2 separate regions of the Homo sapiens genome follow, and region 1 is linked to region 2. Evidence: read pairs that join two places in POLR2A ChIA-PET (ENCODE). Cell type or tissue: PC-9. All regions are shown on one strand.

What was found. ChIA-PET counts read pairs that join two places held together with the same protein. Peaks named below come from ENCODE experiments on the same cell type or tissue, not always from the same donor. Only the 100,000 strongest peaks of a DNase experiment are listed, where the experiment ranks them.
Region 1: POLR2A ChIA-PET joins it to region 2 with 5 read pairs; 2 of 35 experiments call an interaction of 5 or more read pairs at or near these places.

What each region holds. Positions count from the first base shown.
Region 1 is chr11:119,347,203-119,355,202 of GRCh38, forward strand. No RefSeq gene overlaps it. Among named protein-coding and RNA genes, the nearest start is that of MFRP, 4.5 kb to the left of the region's middle. In PC-9, no CTCF peak of the experiment used is centred here; a DNase peak (open chromatin) is centred at 5,919; H3K27me3 peaks cover 1,901 bases.
Region 2 is chr11:119,505,295-119,513,294 of GRCh38, forward strand. No RefSeq gene overlaps it. Among named protein-coding and RNA genes, the nearest start is that of THY1, 86 kb to the left of the region's middle. RefSeq lists silencers at 5,121-5,210, 5,874-6,063. In PC-9, no CTCF peak of the experiment used is centred here; a DNase peak (open chromatin) is centred at 4,987; H3K27me3 peaks cover 3,250 bases.

The sequences.
Region 1 (8,000 bases), 160 kb before region 2:
AGGTGCCCAGGTCTTGGGGAGGGTTGGGGTGTGGAGTCTAGCCACTGGGGCTGTTGCACAGTAGGAAACCTACACCCTGCAAACAAGATTACTTCATGCCTGTTTCTCCATGGGCGAAGTCCTCTTGGAAAATCCCAGCCTAGCCCTGCTGTCCTCAGGGAGAAAGGAAAGGGATTGGTAATCTGTTTTGTGTTAGCCATGCTTAGGCTGAGAGTTTGGCAGGGAGGGAAGTGGGGAGAGAGCCTCATATTTCTGGCTACTATTTGTAGAATGTCTGGGCAAGAGGGCTACATGCAGTTTCTCTCCTTTCATAACTATGAGGTAGCGTCACCATTTTACAAATGCTGGTGCTGGCCTCTGAGAGGTTATGTCACTTTCCCAAGGTCACACAGCTGGTAAGATACAGAGATGAGAGTTGAGCCTAGGAATGGATAGATCTTAGGCTCACGTTTTCTATGATGTACCTCTTTCACCCCACATTGGGGCTGAGGCATGCTGGGGGAGCAGAGGGATCAGAGTGACATGGGGGCAGAGTGAGGAACCCCTTGGGGATGGAAGCAAAGAGGACAGGCTGCCCTCCTTGCACTCAGGAAAGGAGATGCCTCCACCCACAAGTTTTTCTCCATTCGTCCCTGGAGGGTCTTAGTTTGCTTTTGTCTAGGGGGTCAAGCTGTTTCCTAGACCCTTGGAAGTCTAATGGTACATGGTCTTTAGGGAAGAGACTTTTTGGGAGCTGTAGGGACAGGTGCTCTTGGAGAGGATCAGACAGTCCCTGACCACAAAGTACTTCTCATTCTGGGTGGATCAAGACAGAGCAGGATTCCTGCCACACTGTGTGTTAAGAGCCTGGCCACAGGGGCAGCTTCCTGGACAGAGTGGCCCTGCGCTGAGCTTTGAGAATGATGAGCTGGGAGAGCCACGCCCTTGGGTCTGCTCCTCTGAAGCTGCTCGTTCGCTGTGATCATTGAGAGAGAGGTTGCTGTGCCGGGGTCTGGCCAGGCACTGGGCTCATGGAGCCGACTGAGACAAGGTGCCCTCGTCTCAAGGAGCCCCTGCTCTGCTGTGACAGTTCTCAAAGTGGGGCCCGGGGCCTTTTTTTAGAGGACTTGAGAGCTTAGAACTAGGCTCATAATAACACTAAGACATGATGTGCCTTTTTCACACTCATTCATGTTTTCCAGACGCTCCGTGACATGTGATATGACATTGGGGTGAATGCTGAAGGAGACGCGAGTCCAGCTGCCTTCTATTAAGCCAGATGCTAAAGAGATTTGCACAAATATAAAGCCACACTGCCATTCTTACTAATTTTTTTTTTTTGAGACGGAGTTTCGCTCTTGTTGCCCAGGCTGGAGTGCAATGGCGAGATCTCAGCTCACCACAACCTCCACCTCCCGAGTTCAAGGGATTCTCACACCTCAGCCTCCTGAATAGCTGGGATTACAGGCGTGTGCCACCATGCCCAGCTAATTTTGTATTTTTAGTAGAGATAGGGTTTCTCCATGTTGGTCAGGCTGGTCTTGAACTCCTGACCTCAGGTGATCCACCTGCCTCAGCCTCCCAAAGTGCTGGGATTACAGGAGTGAGCCACTGCGCCCGGCCCATTCTTACTAAATTTTTTTTTGTTTCAGAAAATATAGGAGGTTTTTTAAAATTTTTTTTTAATTTTTTTTAATTTACAGTTTTAGTAGAGATGGGGTCTCACTATGTTGGCCAGGCTGGTCTCAAACTCCTGGACTCAAGTAATCCTCCTACCGCAGCCTCCCAAAGTGATGGGATTATATGGTTTAAAAACATTATTGGCCAGGCATGGTGGCTCACGCCTGTAATCCCAGCACTTTGGGAGGCCGAGGTGGGCGGATCATGAGGTCAGGAGATCGAGACCATCCTGGCTAACACGGTGAAAACTGTCTCTACTAAAAGTACAAAACAAATTAGCCGGGCGTGGTGGTGGGCGCCTGTAGTCCTAGCTCCTTGGGAGGCTAAGGCCCGAGAATGGCGTGAACTCGGGAGGCGGAGCTTGCAGTGAGCCGAGGTTGCGCCACTGCACTCCAGCCTGGGCGACAGAGCGAGACTCCGTCTTACTTTAGCTTGTAAAGGGTTCATTATATTAAAATTTATTGTTTAAAAATTAGTAAGAAAATACTTAAATTTCTCTCGGCTTTAATATTAATTTGGTAAATATTAATAGATAGAACCCACATAAAGCAAAGGTCTTTGGGGTTCTCCATAATTTTTAAGAATGTAAGGGAGGTCGGGTGTGGTGGCTCATGCCTGTAATCCCAGCACTTTGGGAGGCCGAGGCAGGTGGATCACAAGGTCAGGAGATCGAGACCATCCTGGCTAACACAGTGAAACCCCATCTCTACTAAAAATACAAAAAAGTTAGCCAGGCGTGGTGGTGGGCGCCTGTAGTCTCAGCTACTTGGGAGGCTGAGGCAGGAGAATGGCATGAACCTGGGAGGTGGAGCTTGCAGTGAGCTGAGATCGTGTCACTGCACTCCAGCCTGGGTGACAGAGCAAGACTCCGTCTCAAAAAAAAAAAAAGAAAAAAGAATGTAAGGGGGTCAGCTGGGTGCGGTGGCTCACGCCTGTAATCCCAGCACTTTGGGAGGCTGAGGTGGGTGGATCACCTGAGGTCAGAAGTTCAAGACCAGCCTGGCCAACATGACGAAACCCCATCTCTACTAAAAATACAAAAATTAGCCGGGCATCGTGGTGAACGCCTGTAGTCCTGGCTACTTGGGAGGCTGAGACAGGAGAATTGCTTGAACCCGGGAGGCAGAGGTTGCAGTGAGCCGAGATTGCGCTGCTGCACTCTAGGCTGGGCAACACAGCAAGATTCTGTCTCAAAAAAAAAAAAAAAAAAGAAAAAAAGAATGTGAGGGAGTCTTTTGAGAAGTGTGGTTCACTGGACAGAGATGAAGACAGTTTACTGGGCCGTAAGTCTGGAGATTAAATGCTGGGTAATCCGAAGAAACAATGACTTCCTCTGATGGGGCCAGCAGGAGGACTTCCTGGAAGAGATGAGCCTTTAGTCTAAAGTTTGAGGGTTGAAAAGGATTTGAATAGGCAGAACTTGGGGGTTGGTTAGGGAATTCCAGGAAGGAGGAGAGGCTTAGCACTGTGGCCTGAGGAGCTTGGTCACAACTGGGTCTCAGAACTATTCCTGTGAGTGGGGAGACAACAGAAGGGAGGCCAAGGGGAGGCCTGGAAGACCAGGAAGCTTCTCTCTGCTTTGCTGTTACCCACGGCCATCCTCGACTACACCCAGGATGTAGTAGAGGCCGCAGAGTGCCTCTGTGGGCACAGGCACTCCTGCAACTGTCTGCGTTATGAAGGGGTTTCTGGAGGAAAGGAGGGGAGCCAGGGGCCAGCTCAGGGTTGGGGAGTGGCACACCTAAAACACACTGAGAGTGAAATCCACTGCAGACCCCTCAGCTCATTGCCTCACGTCATCCTTATTCCAGCCCCGGTGGCAAGAGGAGGGAGGTAGGTGTTTTCTTCTCATTTTCTGGATGCCACCAAGGCTCCTGGAAGTTAAGTGCCTTTGCCCAAAGTTGTACAGTTGCCCAGGGGCAGGGCTGGGTTGCAGAGCTGGGGCTGTTGGAGTCCTGGTTTCCACTTTTTTTTGTTTTTGTTTTTGTTTTTTTGAGACAGGGTCTTGCTCTGTCACCCAGGCTGGAGTGTGATCACAACTCACTGCAGCCTCCACCTCCCAGGCTCAAGCAATCCTCCTACCTAAGCCTCCCAAGTACCTGAGACTACATGTGTGCACCACCATGCTTGACTAATTTTGTAGAGAAGGGATCCCCCTATGTTGCCAGGTCTCGAACTCCTGGGCTCAAGCAATTCTCCTGCCTCGGCCATAGGCTTCCCTAGTCTTTAGAAGCATGAGAGATAGCAGCTCAATCCCATTACTACCTCCAAGAGGCAGATGCCCCCAAATATCAGAAAATTGGAAAAGCCAATTCCTTGATTTTGGAATCCCTATTTAACGGGCACTCTGTTTAGTTTGGGCAATGCTATACTTACATACATCAAGTGTATTGTTAAGGAAGAGAAGATAGAAGCATCCAGAGAGATGAGAGGAATTAAATATTTGCTAAATAGGGACAGTGTTGGTTTAAAAAAAAATTTGCTGAGGATCACCCACCATGAGAATCTCAGTGGAGCTTTGATGGTATAGTCCTGGAAATGGGAGTTGAGCGGGGGAAATGGAAGTTTGTTGAGTTGTTGAGTACCTACTATGTGCCAGACACCCACCCATCCCATCCCCTCCCCTCCTCTGTCCTCCCCTCCCCTCCCCTCTCCTCTCCTCTTTCCTTTCTCCCTTTCCTTTCCTCTCTCTCTCCCCTCTTCCTTCGTTTTTTTTTTTTTTTTTGTGTGTGTGCATGTGTGTGTGTGACAGGTTCTTGTTCTGTTGCTTAGGCTAGAGTGCACTGGTGTGACCACGGTTCACTGCAGCCTCAACCTCCTGGTCAATTGATCCTCCCACCTCAGCCTCCCAAGTGGCTGGGACTACAGGTGCATGGTGCTATGTCTGGCTAATTTTTGTACTTTTTGTAGAGACAGAGTTTTACCATGTTACCCAGGCTGGTTTCAAACTCCTGGGCTAAAGTTATCTGCCCATCTTGGCCTCCCAAAGTGTTGGAATTACAGGCATGAGCCACTGTGCCTGGCCAGACACTGTTTTTCTTAACTGGCACTCACAACTCTGAATAGGTAATGTTATGCTCAGATTACAGATGAGGAAATTGAGGCTCAGAGAGATTAAGTAACTTGCTTGGGCTGTGAATGTTAGTCTCTTTCTGCTGCCTCCTGCATCCTGCACAGGTGCTTGTTTCTGCTCGTAGAGCAATGAAGGATGGGGACCCTCAGAGGTGTCCAGCTCAGACAGACCTACTAGGGTCCAGGTAGGAGGCAGATCATGGTGGTTTTGCTGTTGGGTATGTGTGAATGTCACACTGCTGTTTGGCTCAGTTCCTAATAGATGCAGGGTTGGAAAATTTGCTGCAGAAAGTCCTGCAAAATGCTGTCAATTATTCAAACTAAAGACAGAGTACTCGGAAAGAGAACTGGGTAGGGAGTCAAGATACCCAGGTTCCATCCTGTCTCTGCTTCTGACATGCTATGTGGCCTTGAGCAAGTCTTCTCTAGGGCTCAGTATCCTCACTGCCAAATCGAGATCATGGACAAGGTGACCTCTATGATCTAACTCTAAAGCTTTGTAGAGGCCGGGCATGGTGGCTTACGCCTGTAATCCCAGCAGTTTGGGAGGTCAAGGCGGGTGGATCACCTGAGGTCAGGAGTTCGAGACCAGCCTGGCCAACATGGTGAAACCCTGTCTCTACTAAAAATACAAAATTAGTCAGGCATGGTGGTGCATGCCTGTAATCCCAGCTACTCGGGAGGCTGAGGCAGGAGAATCGCTTGAACCCGGGAGGTGGAGGTTGCAGTGAGCCGAGATCACATGACTGCACTCTCACCCTGGGTGACACAGTGAGACTCTGTCTCAAAAAATAAATAAATAAAAAAATATATAAAATATAGCTTTATAGAAAGAAGTAAGCATTCTGAGCATTGGTCACTTAAAAAAATTCTATAAACTGGAACCAGGGAACTAGAGTTAAGTTCCGTATCTTGGGACTTGAGCATGTGTTTAGAGGAAAAGTGACTTAGAATGATTGATAACATGGGAGTGGAGACCTTCAAGATCCACAAGTCCTATCTCAGTAATTTGCAGATGAGGCACGGAGGCCCAGAAAGAGGGAGGTTCTTGTTCAAGGTCACACAAGAGCAGTTGCAGGGGAAGCCCCTCCCCTAGGGAGAGGCCTGCTGGATCAAGAGCAAACAATGAGGGAAGAGAGCCAAGTTGCTAGGAGGCAAAGCTTGATGGACAAAAAAACGTGGGGACAGACCTGCGTGTGTTTGTGCTCTGTGTAACACTAGGACCTGTTGCCATGGGGATGAGAAAGCACCACAGATTAATTACTGAAGAGCTGGGAGCAAGGGTGGCGGACCTGAGTGGAGCCCCTGCCCTCAATGTCTCCTAGAGTCCATCTGTTCCCCAGTGGAAGACAGCAAAAATTACAGGGCTGCTTCTACCTCCAGTGAAGAACTAGTCAGAGTACAGCCATTCACTTTGCTACAAGCCTCATGTTTTTATTTTGAGGGGATCCTGTTTGCCTGCGGCTTGGGGGCAATCATCAGGGTAAGATTTCCAATCACAGCCTGGGTCAGGCCACCCTCAGGGCAGGCCAGGGAAGTTTGGGTCCCTCAGGGAGAAATTCCAAGTTTTAAGTCACTGTCATTTTCAATCCCTCTTCTTCACTCTTGGGAAATGCTTAGAAAAATGCCCCCACAACTGTCCCCCTCCATGAGGTGGGTTTGATAGCAGCACACAGGCCTTAAGTGACAGCAGGTGCTTCTGTCTCAGCAAGGATGGAATAGTCAGGCCTTTATTTTTCAGTGTCTGGAGCAGTGAAGGCAGTGAGGAAGAATCCTGATGAAACACTCCAGGCTCACCTGGTGGAGCCTTCAGCTTCCCTAGTTCTAAGACCAGCAGCAGAAATGGAAAAGCTGAACAGTGCTAATGAAGAGGTGACACCAAAGGAGACGTGGGTCACCGAGTGCACCAAAGGCATCACCTCTTTTAGGGGTTAAATCTGAAGTCTTGAGAAAAAGCACTTTAGGGAACAAAGCCTGTAACATAAAGGTAACTGTTTCTAAGTATTAGGTGGTAAAGCTGAGATCTTTGACTTATCAAAGACTAAGCCCTGGCTGGGCGTGGTGGCTCACGCCTGTAATCTCAGCACTTTGGGAGGCCGAGTCAGGCAGATCACCTGAGGTCAGGAGTTCGAGACCAGCCTGACCAACATGGAGACACCCCCGTCTCTACTAAAAATAGAAAAATAGCTGGTCGTGGTGGCGTATGCCTGTAATCCCAGCTACTGGGAGGCTGAGGCAGGAGAATCGCTTGAACCCAGGAGATGGAGGTTGCAGTGAGCTGAGATCATGCCATTGCGCTCCAGCCTGGGCAACAAGAGTGAAACTCTGTCTCAAAAAAAAAAAAAAAAAAAAAAAAAGACTAAGCCCTGGTCACTCCACATCCAGGTAATGATACTCTGCTCTAAGAGCAAGTTTTGCTATATTTGACATCTGCTGGAGAGATGTATTTTATCTTATCATAGGTCTGTGAAAACACCCAAGTGTTTCTTTTTTCATAGAGACAGGGTCTCACTATGTTGCCCAGGCTGGTCTCAAACTCCTGGCCTTAAGCCATCCTCTCACTTCAACTTCTTGAATTACTGGTGTGAGCCACCATGCCCAGCCCCAAGAGTTTCAACCAAGAATTAAGAGAGTAGCCCATACCAGCATTAAAAAGTAGACAGTTCATTAAAAAAAAAAATGGACATGTGAAAACCATGTCACATAGGAGAATGTCCTGATTCTTAGGAGATGTATGCTCAAGTATTTAGAAGTGGTGATATAACACCTCACCTGAAAATGTTTCGGCAGACAGAATAAAGTACAGTTGACCTTTGAACAATGCGGGCTTGAACTGTGTGGGTCCACTTTCACGTGGATTTTTTCAACCAAATAAGGATAGAAAATACTGCATTTGTAAGATGCAAAACCCACATATATAGAAGGCTGATTTTCATATACGCAGGTTCTGCAGGGGTGACCTTGGGACTTGAATATGGTGCAGATTTTGGTATGTGTGTATCTTGGAACCAATCTCCCTGTGTATACTGGGGGATGGCTGTATATTTAAATGTGTTTGTAAACAATTGGTGAATCCAGATGAAGAATATAGTGTCCAAAATATGTATTGTTTCAGTTTTTAAAAAATTAAACTTAAATGTTCAAACTAAAAAGTGGGTAACTTTTTCCAGAAACTTGGAATTTACAAACTGGTTGAAACAATGAAATAGATGGCCCCTAATATACTAGGAGCCCTTCCTAGATTCAAACACTCCCAAATCAAGATTCCA
Region 2 (8,000 bases):
AATCTGTCTTGTGCCAAATGGATTTAAAGAGAATCATGGCTAATAGACATGGCTAATAGATGGGGGTTGAGCATAGCTCTTTGTTTTCTAGCACCATTATTCTTCCTGCCACATTGCACTGGGGACTCCTGAGCCCCATGCCTACCGGGAATGGAACAGGCTGGAATGGCCTTAATAGGCTGTGGATAGGACTCAGATGAGATGAACCAAGAACTTCCTGACCGTGGTGAGTCATAATAATAAGAATAGTTAACATGGGGCCAGGCGCAGTGGCACTTTGAAAGGACAAGGCGGGAGGGTTGCTTGAGGCCGGGAGTTCAAGACCAACCTGGCCAACATAGCAAGGCCCCCATCTCTATTTCTAAAAAATAAAAAAAAATTAAAAAGAATAGTTAACATAACAGGACTTCCTATGTCCCAGGCACTGTGCTAAACCCTTTGCAAACAGTATCCCAGTTAATCCTCAGAAGGAGCTGTGAGGTAGGCAGTATTTAGGCAACTTGCCCAGGTCACACAGAGTGAGAAGAGGAGCTGGGCTTTGACTCCAGGTGGTCCGGCTCCATCTGGGGCATAGCACTCGTAGCTAAGGTCACGGGGCAGGTGCTTTCTGTCTTGGGCCTGCCTAGGCCCCTCTGCTGATGCAACGCTGTGTGCTGCCTGAGGAAGAGGAAATGCATGTTCTTGTCCTTGCCCAGGGAGGTGTTGCTGGGCTTTGTGTGAGTCTGCTCCAAGCAGAGCAGTGTACGGAGAAAATGTGCGTGTGGAGAGAGCAGCTGGACCAGGCTTTGTTTTTCAGGGAGTGACGCATCACTGAGCTACCCAAGGCCATTAGCTCCTGAGATGGGGGCTGCTCTCTGCTTGGTTATTTATCATGCCCAAGGGCATGAAATTGATTCCAGAAAGTCTGTCCATTTCCTCTAGCTCTTCCCGTAGAAGGGGTAGAGCGAGGAGTATGTGGGCAGGGCTGGACAGGATGAGGGACACCCCTGGGTTGGCAACATAACCCCCATGGGAATATCTCTCCAAGGGCCCTAGGAGCACCATCTCCATGTCCAAGGATGGAGACCTTTTCCCTGGCTGCAGGTGGAATGGGAGTGTGTGGTGGGTGGAAAGGCTGAGAGGGGACCAGCTGGCCAGAAGAAATAAATGCAAGGCTATCTGTCAGGGGTGATCAGGGAGTTGGGCAAGGGCCAGGGGGCACTCTTGTGGTATTTTAGGGGACATTCTGATGGGGTCTGCAGCACCTAAAGCCCATGGACATGAGGCTCGTGGCTGATTCTGGAGAGAGTAAGGACGAGGTACAAGCCATTCTCTATGTGTATTGCTCAACCCAGAGTCAGGCACAGGAGGCTGTTTCATGTCAAATAATGATGACAGCAGCAATGATCACATTAGCAACAAATACTTAGTGAGCCCTTAGTAAGCACTCTGGGTTCTAAGCTAGACCTGAGGATTTTTTTTTTTTTTTTTTTTTCATGTTTACCGATTTATTTTATTACAAAGGATACAGATGAAGAGATGCTCAGGGTGAGGTATGGGGGAAGGGGCACAGAACTCCCATGCCCTCCCTGGGCGAGCTGCCCTCCAGGAACTTGCATGTGTTCAGCTATCCAGAAGCTCTCTAAATCCAGTCATTCTGGCTTTTATTTATTTATTTATTTATTTATTTATTTATTTTATTTTTTATTTTTTATTTTTTTTAATTTATTTTTTTATTGATAATTCTTGGGTGTTTCTCACAGAGGGGTATTTGGCAGGGTCATGGGACAATAGTGGAGGGAAGGTCAGCAGATAAACAAGTGAACAAAGGTCTCTGGTTTTCCTAGGCAGAGGACCCTGCGGCCTTCCGCAGTGTTTGTGTCCCTGATTACTTGAGATTAGGGATTGGTGATGACTCTTAACGAGCATGCTGCCTTCAAGCATTTGTTTAACAAAGCACATCTTGCACCGCCCTTAATCCATTTAACCCTGAGTGGACACAGCACATGTTTCAGAGAGCACAGGGTTGGGGGTAAGGTCACAGATCAACAGGATCCCAAGGCAGAGGAATTTTTCTTAGTGCAGAACAAAATGAAAAGTCTCCCATGTCTACTTCTTTCCACACAGACACGGCAACCATCCGATTTCTCAATCTTTTCCCCACCTTTCCCGCCTTTCTATTCCACAAAGCCGCCATTGTCATCCTGGCCCGTTCTCAATGAGCTGTTGGGTACACCTCCCAGACGGGGTGGTGGCCGGGCAGAGGGGCTCCTCACTTCCCAGTAGGGGCGGACGGGCAGAGGCGCCCCTCACCTCCCGGCACGGGGCGGCTGCCCGGACAGGGGGGCTGACCCCCCCCACCTCCCTCCCGGACAGGGCGGCTGGCCGGGCGGGGGGCTGACCCCCCCACCTCCCTCCCGGACGGGGCGGCTGGCCGGGCAGAGGGGCTCCTCACTTCCCAGTAGGGGCGGCCGGGCAGAGGCGCCCCTCACCTCCCCGACGGGGCGGCTGGCCGGGCGGAGGGCTGACCCCCCCACCTCCCTCCCGGACGGGGCGGCTGGCCAGGCGGGGGGCTGATCCCCCTACCTCCCGGACGGGGCGGCTGGCCGGGTGGGGGGGCTGACCCCCCATCTCCCTCCCGGATGGGGTGGCTGGCCGGGCTGAGGGGCTCCTCACTTCCCAGTAGGGGCGGCCGGGCAGAGGCGCCCCTCACCTCCCGGACGGGGCGGCTGGCCGGGCGGGGGGCTGACCCCACCCCACCTCCCTCCCGGACGGGGTGGCTGCCGGGCAGAGACGCTCCTCACTTCCCAGATGGGGTGGCTGCCGGGCGGAGAGGCTCCTCACCTCTCAGACGGGGCAGCTGCCGGGCGGAGGGGCTCCTCACTTCTCAGACGGGGCGGCCGGGCAGAGACGCTCCTCACCTCCCAGACGGGGTCTCGGCCGGGCAGAGGCGCTCCTCACATCCCAGATGGGGCGGTGGGGCAGAGGCGCTCCCCACATCTCAGACGATGGGCGGCCGGGCAGAGACGCTCCTCACTTCCTAGATGTGATGGCGGCTGGGAAGAGGCGCTCCTCACTTCCTAGATGGGATGGCGGCCGGGCGGAGACGCTCCTCACTTTCCAGACTGGGCAGCCAGGCAGAGGGGCTCCTCACATCCCAGACGATGGGCGGCCAGGCAGAGACACTCCTCACTTCCCAGACGGGGTGGTGGCCAGGCAGAGGCTGCAATCTCGGCACTTTGGGAGGCCAAGGCAGGCGGCTGGGAGGTGTAGGTTGTAGTGAGCCGAGATCACGCCACTGCACTCCAGCCTGGGCACCATTGAGCACTGAGTGAACCAGACTCCGTCTGCAATCCCGGCACCTCGGGAGGCCGAGGTTGGCGGATCACTCGCGGTTAGGGGCTGGAGACCGGCCCGGCCAACACAGCAAAACCCCGTCTCCACCCAAACCAGTCAGGCGTGGCGGCGCGTGCCTGCAATCGCAGGCATTCGGCAGACTGAGGCAGGAGAATCAGGCAGGGAGGTTGCAGTGAGCCGAGATGGCAGCAGTACAGTCCAGCTTCGGCTCCGCATGAGAGGGAGACCGTGGGTAGAGGGAGAAGGAGAGGGAGGGGGAGGGGGAGGGGGAGACTTGAGGATTTACCAATGAAAGAGACATGGTCCCAGGTCTCAGAGAGCTCAGAGGTGTGTGTGTGTGTGTGTGTGTGTGTGTGTGTGTGTGTGTGGAGTGTGGAGGGATGGTGGAGACTCACACAGAGGTTTATGCCTCTGTTCACACTGCCATGATCGAGGCATGAGGCTGGGCATGATGGCTCATGCCTGTAATTCTGGCATTTTCAGAGGCTAATGATGGAGGATTGCTCGAGTTCAAGACCAGCCTGGGCAACATAGTGAGACCCTGTCTCTACACACACAAAAAGCCAGATGTGGTGTCGTGTGCCTCTAGCCCCAGGTACTCGGGAGGCTGAGGTGGTAGGAATGCTTGAGCCCAGGAGTTTGAGGCTGCAGTGAGCTATGATCGCACCATGGCACTCCAGCCTGGGTGATAGAGCGAGACCCCATATCTCCAAAAGGGGTGGGGGTGGGGGGGAAGAGGAATGAGCAAAATGCCTGGGCTTGAGGGAATTCAGGCAAGGGGCCACCCAGGGTGAGTCTTCAGAATGAGTCATTCTCATCAAGGGTGGGGCACACTTCTGCAGCAGTCAGTGCTATGGTCTGAATGTTTCCCCTCAAGATTCTTACGTTGAAATCTTGGCCCCCAAAGTGATGGTATTTGGAAATGATGGTATTTGAAGGGTGATTAGGTCATGAGGGTGGAGCCCTTGTGATTGGCATTAGTGCCTTTTGAAAGAGTCCTCAGAGAGCTCTGCCCCTGCTAAAATGTGAGGACACAGCTAGAAGGTGCTGTCTGTGGACATGAAAGAGGGCTCTCACCAGAGACTGAATCTGCTGTGCCCCAGTCTTGGCCTTCCCAGCGTCCAGGACTGTGAGAAATAAATTTTTGTTGTTTATAAGCCACCCAGTCTATGGTATTTTGTTATAGAAGCCCAAAAGAAATGAGACATCTAGGGTTCATAGCTTTAGGCAATAGAAGCCGATTCAGACCAGCTAAGCAGAAAAGGAATTTATTAGAAGAATATGGGGTGTCTCATGTAATCAATAGTGTTAGGGAGGGCTGGAGAACCAGACTTAAGACTACGCTTCCAGGCACGATGCCCACGACATACAGAACTAGATGGATGGGGAAACCACAGCTGCTGCTGCCTCACCAGCTTCAGCTGCCACTGTCACTCCCCACTGACTGCACTTCCAGGCCAGGAACTTAATCTTGCTACCGTTTCTAACCCCCAAAGCTGGACACATTCTTACCACCCTTGTCAGCATGATGGGTTCTGGGTATGGTCTCCTTCCCCAAACTCCTCCCTTCTAGAGAGGAGTCTCTGGGGAGTGAAGCCAATGGGTGGAGTCAGAGACATCTGCTGTGCTCCAGCTGCAATGGAGGCTGGGTAACCCAGTTTCTGCTTTCTGCTTTCAGAAGGTGTGACTCATAAGACTGGAAACTCCTGAACGTAGCAAGGATGCTGGCAGCCAAGCCAATGACTACAAACATGATAAAGTCCATTACAAGGATGGAAAGTCCACAGAACAGAAAATGTGTCTATTTTTTCACCAGTGACCCTCCAGCACTCAGCTATGCCTGGAACAAGGTAGACAGTCAGAATAACATGTCGAATGAATGAATGAATAAATGGCAGAGAGGGTGGTGATGATCAGGGGGCTTGGACAAGCAGTCCTTTTACTTACAGATATCCCAGGAAAGATTTGAGGCCTCTGGACAGCTCTTTGAGCTTAATTTGGACCAGTCTTGCCACCCAGTCTGTGATCTGGGCCATTGGTCTGATTCTCTACTCTTTGACGAATGGGCAAAGGCCTGGCTCTTGGAATTGGGTGAAAAGAAATTGACCCAGCTCAAGTGGGGAAGGTTGAAGCACACATGGCTGATGATTAAAACATATATTGATTTCAGCAATCTCTACACACTTTCTCCACTGTTACTACGGTGGATGTTGTTTAGCCCAGTGTCCAGTCTGAATTTCCTCCTTCCTGACAGACCCTATTGTTGTTCTGGCACCCCTCCTCAGGGTGTGTGTCTCAGGGAAGGAGTTGGTCTTATCCCAGCTCCTGAACCACCTGCTTGGTCTAAAGTAATCCTCTCTCCTTACCAACGATTGGTCAAGAGTGGGCCAATAAGATGCAAGCAGGTATTTTTGGGGGTGGGATGGAGGAAGACATCTTTACGCTTTTGAAAGAGTTTTTGAAGGTTGCTCTAATCTAGTTTTCTCGGAATGTTGTTGTGGGTGAGTCTAAGGCCCTTAACTGCCCCAGCCATCTCTGATCTAGTCATAGATAGCGTACATACACACACACACACACATGCACACACACACATGCACACACACACACACACGTCACAGGGAAACAGGGCCAGGCTTCCAGACAACACCAGCCCTGAATTCTGCCCTACCTGCAGGTTTCCAGAGCTCCATAAGATCGGAGCCACTTTGAGTTTTGGATATTCGGTGTTTTGTCTCTGAGTACCCCCCGACAGCTACCCGGACCACTGCTTGCTCGTGTGTGTGATGGCCCCAACCCCAAGGCAAGACTGGCATCTGGCTGATGCTGAGGGGCTAATAAAGGATGGCCCCCTGCCCGTTCTCAAATGCCCTCCTATGGGTGCATGTGAGTCTGAGATGCATCAGGGACGGGCTTTCCTTTCAAGGCAGCCCTGTGTCTAAAGGACCCTGTTTAGGATAGAAATGCTCCAAGAATAGGTGACCCACAGCCAGTTAGCATCGCAGAGCATGAAGGAGTTGGTCAGGGAGGTGTGAAGCCAGCTGCCAGCCACCCTAGGGACTTGGATGGAAAGAGACCTTGGGCAGAGGGAAGAGAGGCAGAGCTTCCCTTCTGCCCAAGGTCTCTGTTGAGCAGACTCTGCTGAGCACGTGGCATGTCCTGTGACCCCCAATTAGGAAAGCAGTTGCGGGAACATATCTGCCTCCACATCACCGCCCCACAGGGGCATGGACTGCTTCCACATTATTTAAAGAGAAAGGAGGGCATGTTCTTCAGGTCTCCAAAGGGCTCCCTATTTCCCTGGGAGGGGAGTCGGGCGGAACATAAATAAGACAATTTATTCAGAGAAACCATCTCCCCTATTTACATTTAAATTGAATAATTTAAAACACCTTTACCCATTTCCATAAATTATCCCCTGTCGGACGGGCAGCACAACTGTGCAGAGGGGGTTCCGTCCTGGGGAAAGGCCTAATTACATTCCCTGCACAAGGCTGGGTGGGAGAGGGAGCGTGGGGAGGTGGGCAGGGGCGGGCAGGCCTGGGAGGAGGGAGCTCCATGAGGGGCAGATGTTTGCCTTATAATTGGCAGGAAGAAGGGGGTGAGGTGATAAGAAAGTGAGGTGCCTTTAAGAGCTTTAAAATCCAGGGGTAAAGGGCCTCAAATCTTCCGCTTCACAGGAGCAAAGTCACTAGGACCGATCTCCTGCCTCCCAGCCAAGGGCATCACTCACACTTTAATCCTGGATCCTGGATCATCTCTCCTAGTTTTACAACTTTTGCAGCCTCTACCTCCTGTACCAAGGGAGGAGGAGGAAGGGGAAGAAAGAGCAGGGTTTCCTCGGTGATGGGTTAGTGACGGTGTTTCCCAGGCACCTATTGTTTGCCAGGCTCTGAGCTGAGTGCTGGGGACACAGGGGTAACCAGCCCCAGCCCCACCCTCCAGGGCTCCCTGGGGATGGGGGAGGAAAGTGACTTTCATACAAGCTGCATACTCAGAGCAGAAGCAAGAGAGACAGAGAGACCCATAGGAGGTCAGAGGAGTGAGAAGAGCTGTCCCCTGGGGGTATCTGGGCTTCGTGGAGGAGGTGGCTCTTGAGGTGCCCCTTGGGGGATGGGTAGCCTTGGGCAGGTGCTAAGGTAGGTAGAGGGCATCACCAAGCAAGGTACAGAAGCTAGGAGGTCTCGGAGCCAAGATGCCCACAGCAGACTGGAGAGGCTGGGGAGAGGAGCCTGTGGGAGAGGGGCCTGAGGCTGGGCTTTATCTTTCAGGAGGAAATGGAGAGGGTGCAGGAGGCAGAGCTGTTGCCGGGCTTGGTAGCCTTGCCATGGCACTATTTTCTTTAACAGCACAGAGAGAGCTTGCGTGGGTGGAGCCTGGGCATTTGGATTCTCTGTTATCAGCTTCTTTTAGGCTGCTTAAGAAGGAGAGCTCTCCTATTGCCAGAATGCCTCCGTTTCCCCACCAAGGGCCCAGTGCAGCTGCAGGCTCTTCCCAGGTCCTGCTGATGCAGAGGGGGTCTGGCTCCTGCCAACTGCCTGCTAGCTCTTCCAGGCCCTGGTGTCTCTGTGCCTCCAGGATCTCCTGGGCTGTCACTCTTGAGTCGCCCAGACACGAGAACTACAGACCTTCCCCACCCTCGCCCAGGATCTCCTCTTGGCCTTTCC